2 separate regions of the Mus musculus genome follow, and region 1 is linked to region 2. The links are chromatin loops, found by intact Hi-C in ENCODE. Cell type or tissue: left cerebral cortex. All regions are shown on one strand.

Region 1 (2,500 bases), 260 kb before region 2:
TCTCCCAACAATTTTCATCTTTCCATCTAAAGCTTTAGATGTCATAAGACAGATACCAGTCACCCCTCTCAGGCTCTTTAGAAACTGTGAACATTGTTAAATCTTTGTTGTTGTTTTATGCTAGTGAGTTTAAGAACAATTTCTAAGCACTACAAATAAGAACAGTAAGAGAACCCTGAGTCTCTGTGATCTGAGTGTTTACACCTTAGAGAATAGGCTGGACTCTTTCTTAACTCCCTAGGGTAAATGTTGTCTCTAAGGCACGCTAGTCACCTGATTCACTTTATCTAGGCTTCAGTTCTATAGGCAGGACAGGATGCGTGGGGAAGTTGACTGGGTCTGGCTTGGAGGAAGTTTATTGTCAATATGACTGGCAGGACAGAGTGGAACTCAGTGCTACTCTGGGATGTTACTCTTTGCACACGATGCTTACGCCTGGGTGCCCACCCCAGACCCATCAGAGAAACCACAGGTGATACACCTCACACTAAGGCAAAAGATGGAGAAGCTGTTTCCTTGAGGACACTGAGCACGGATGATGTCTAATTCTTGCCTTATTGCTACCGGCCAAGGCTTCCTAACTATTCACCAATGTCCCAGAGCATAGAGACAAAGGTCAGCAGAATTAAATTATGGGCTATTTCCTCCATTAGAACCATCATCAAATGTCAACTCTGGCTACAGTGGTTGTTCACCTCTTATGACTAAGCAGGTTTTCTTTATAAGGACACAAGGAGACTTGTCTGTCTTGTAGCACTTGGGATGGGCAACTCCATTTGTATAAAAACCACTGTCTAGAGTTCCAAAGAATAGTTCAGTGATTCGAAGGGATCTCACATCCAGACAAAGGCTATAGACGCAGCTTTGGAGATAAGTCACACAGGGCTTTGGGTGGTCATGGCCTGTCACTCATAATGCAACTGCTGTACGGTTGCAGTTCCCAAACTCTCAGAAGAGAGGCCTGGGGAGTTAGAATGTGTTTGCTTCTATGGGCTTGACAACAATTGCATAAAGATCTCAGCCAGGTCTAAAGCTATCTTTCAAGCCAGTCAGGAAAAATTCCAGCCAGGAGTGGGGGGAGCTATCAATGCAAGGTAGCACACAGCGCCAGATATGTTTCTAAATACTCAGGCCAAGAAACCCCTCACCAGAATTGCTCAGCGGGCAGCACCGGGGCCATCAGGATTGCCCTTAAGCAGTAGTTATTGGTAAACTGTGCCATGGAAAAAATGAAGTCGGGAAGAGTAATGAGACCCTTCAATGAGAGAAAAGCGTTCCAGATGATGCAGCAGCTGTCAGCATGGGCACTGGATGCAGGGATCCCGGCAGGAGAACCTCCTCCGCCACATGGAGCTGAGTCAGGATATTTCAGACATTGACTTCCCTGAGCGTTTATAGATGCTTCACAGTCCTGCTCACGCTTGCCTACAAATTTCACACAGTTATTTTTGTCCTCGCTCCCACCTTCTAGGTATCTGGAATGTCTAGAACTACAGCCGTCACTAGAAAGGCTACATTAGTCCCATAGCAAGTCCTGCTCAGGACCGTGGTGACTTGCTCCCTCCTTGGCTCTGTCCATTCCATGACAGCCACAGGCCATTCACCATCTCGTTCAGTGTTTGTAGTGTTTCAGTGTTCTCTGCATGGCAGAACCTCGGCCACCTCCTTCTAAAGATGGGAGAATAAGTAAGGGTGGGCACTCTGTCTTTTTTTTTCAACCCAGAGACCCCCCATTCAACCTTATCAGTCTTTTTGATTACTTGCCTTCCCAATGATGATTTGAATACTGTTAAATTTAATTAAAAATAAAACAACAGGTATCATTTTATTATAGATTCCAGCCCTGGGTATCCAGGGTCATGGGCCTCCTTCCTCATGACAGGACAGTTACAGACAAGGCCATCATCTGATAGGTCTAGGGGGTGAGCCATGGAACCAAGCAAGATTATGGAGCCCCAGGGTCTACTGCTGTTACATCTGCTAGGTTTTGGACTTATATGGGGGTGATACCCTTTTCTCTGTTGAATTTCCCCTTTTGGAATGAAAATGTCGAGCCTCTGCTTATCCTGTTATTGAGTTCAGGAAGTGTGTTACAGGCTCACAGCTGGAGAGAGTTTTGCTTTTGCATGAATCACACCTTGGGTCTCATCCACATCTAATTTAGATGCCATTTAGACGAGAGTCTTTGGCCTTTAGAGTTTAGAGTTGATGCTGGAATAAATTAAGGCTCTTGGAACTGTTAAGGTGGGATGAATGCACTTTACAGTGAAGAAAGACATGGATTTTGGGGGGTCAGGAGCAGAAGGCTTTAGTCTGAATGTTTGAGTTTACCAATTTCATATGTTGAAATCCTAACTTCCGTGCGATGCAGAAGGAGATGGAGGTTTGGGGAGGTGATCAGGCTATGAGGGTGGAGCCTTTGTGTGCAGAATTAGCATCCTTATAAAAGAAGCTCCCAGAGCCCTCTTTGGAGAGGGGACAGCACAGAGATGGCCACCTT
Region 2 (2,500 bases):
TTCACTTCTACGTCCTTCAGTATTCTCCTTTTGATATTCTTAGGATGGCTTTCAGGGGTTTCTGCCCTGGTTTCAGGTTTTCCGCCGAGAACACTGGCCTTACCATGTGATGGAAGCCCTGGTACTTCCTTTCTCTACATCTGTCCTGGCCCTAGCCATACTCCTCCCCTTCCTGGAGAGTGGCCAGATCTGGTACTGAGTCACCTGGGCCCTTTGGAAGCTGGGCTCTAGGAAAGTTGGCCTCCGAGTGCCTCATTCTGGATACTGTGTTGATAGCTCACTTTTTCTTTAGCATGCTTGTCTTGCTGTCTGGATACTTGCCCTAGTCCATCTGAGGATCCACCATTATACCTCTTTCTTCCCAGCCGACTCGGCATCAGAGATCATGTAAGTTATGACATTCATGGGAAGTTAGCTGATGCCGCTGGAAAGCACTGAAGAAGAGCTGGCTACAAACCAAATATGCTACCAATTTGGGGATAACTTGAGAGTAAGAAAAGAAATCATAGAAAATAAATTATGTTTGATTATTTGAAGGAAAATTGGACACCTCTGATGCCCTCCACAGAATACTTTGATAGTGTATTTGATAGTTCTGTGGAAATTCTCTTCCTCTAAGCTCTGCCTTCTAAGCCTCATTTTTCCATGCAGGGATCCAACCTACTGAATTTTATTTTCCAGAAACCTGAACACAGCACTGTCTTACTAACGATTCGCGGGGGATCCAACTCTTGAGAGTTTAATGCAGCATGTGTGCCCATCAATAGGAACCCTCCAGGAACCACCACTGTGAGAGAAATTGCAGACCACGTTTATGTGGCTAGAAAATAATTCAACAAGCATTTCAAAGTGCTCACTGCTCACCTTTAGTCAAAGCACTTTTGTGTGTTCAGTAATACCCATAGTAGTCCATAAGCTCTTCTACCCCGAAATTTGGTTTAATACACAGCTACTTGGCCTACTTTACACATAAGCCTACTTATACTAAATATGTGAGGCCTGCTTCTGCTTTTTCTTTGCCAAATGGGTAGAAAATTCTTGAAAATGCTTAACAAAAGCATTTGTATTTATAGTTATAGTCACTTAAGTTTTCATGAATAATTTATTCATTCTTGTTATAATGGACATGTCATGCAAAGGTACTGAAATCATAGTCCTTGTTAATAAGCATCCTTTTGGAAACCCTGTATAGTTAGAAGGATCTTTTCCTATTGGGCATGAGTTTGCCCTCGAGAACGAGTGGGAACTGGAGAGAATCATTATGATGTACGCATGTGAGAAATGAAATGTTTGCTTAATCCATTACCTTAAAACGAGGACGTGGGCCACAGAAACATTTGAATAAAGACAAAAACACTTTATAATAGATTTATCCATTTTCCAAACTGGCACCAGGTTTTATCTAATTGTCTGTTACCCCTACAATCTAGATTTGTAGCGTCCAGCTGCAGGCGCTGCTTATTAGATGGGTTCTGACTGGAACCTTGGCTTCCTTTTCTGTGAGAAAGTATATAGCTTCTATCTACAGCATCCCCTTTGAAAAACATATGGCTCTCTTACCAAATGTGTGTTAAGCGTTTTTTTTTTTTTCCTATTTTAAGACCCAGTTCCAGGAGTGAAAAAGCAAAGCAAATCTGCTTTCTTGTTAGTTTTGCTGCTTTTTCTTTTAACAACCTTAACTAGAATGTAGCTATCTTGAGGACAAGAATTGTATCTTATTTTTTTTAAGGCTCATAGTGTAACGCACTGTACTTTAATACTGTTGAATGGATAAAGTCACAGGTGAATAAATCTATTTGTAGGACAGCTTGAAAAGAAAGAACATTCTAAGCCTATTGGAAAAGTCAGCTCAGTGTGCGGTAGGTCATATTGCTTCACCTGAGACGGAAGGTCACTTGGAACTTGGAAGCTGGGGACAGATGGGGTACAAATATACCACTGCACTCTCAAGGAAGTCAGCTTTATTAGAAGTTTAGCAGGCCAGTCATGCTTCTCAAGGATTGTGTTAGTAGGGTCACATACCTGATCTGAAGCCACGTCAGCATGGGGGTCGTTCCTCCTCCAAACACCCAGACAGTGAAGAACACAAGGAGCAGTGTGGTGGTGAACATCATCTGTTTGGGCTGAGATTCCGTGTTGCGGATGGCCAGGGCGAAGGCAATGGCACCTCGCAAACCTTCCAGAGAAACCCAGAGCGGGGACTGAATATCGAGACGAACTCATTCTCTTCTGCTATATTTATCTTTACAACCTGCTAATATAACTTCTTTATTAGCTAATATTTTTATTCAGAGATGATTGTAGATTCACATGGAGTTCTGACAAATAATATGCAGAAATACTTTTCCTTAGTCTCTGCCAACGATAACATCTTGCAACGAAACAGCATGACATCTTAGCCAGAATATTGATGCCTATCTGCATAGCTAAGACATAGAACATACCCTCCAATCAAACAGGAGTCTCACTAGCTGCTCTCTTTTAATCTCACTGGATAGCT

The links. Hi-C counts contacts between places; a loop is a spot of excess contacts. Peaks named below come from ENCODE experiments on the same cell type or tissue, not always from the same donor. Only the 100,000 strongest peaks of a DNase experiment are listed, where the experiment ranks them.
Region 1: it touches region 2 in a loop (3-fold over the local background); 3 of 42 quality-filtered maps call a loop at or near these places.

Annotation. Positions count from the first base shown.
Region 1 is chr9:95,318,005-95,320,504 of GRCm38, reverse strand. No RefSeq gene overlaps it. Among named protein-coding and RNA genes, the nearest start is that of Gm32018, 8.7 kb to the right of the region's middle. In left cerebral cortex, no CTCF peak of the experiment used is centred here; DNase peaks (open chromatin) are centred at 1,388 and 2,208.
Region 2 is chr9:95,055,088-95,057,587 of GRCm38, reverse strand. Slc9a9 (solute carrier family 9 (sodium/hydrogen exchanger), member 9) reads right to left here. Exons shown (of 16, transcript NM_177909.5): 12 at 2,023-2,176. Among named protein-coding and RNA genes, the nearest start is that of Gm32018, 250 kb to the left of the region's middle. In left cerebral cortex, no CTCF peak of the experiment used is centred here; DNase peaks (open chromatin) are centred at 878 and 1,483; H3K27ac peaks cover 315 bases.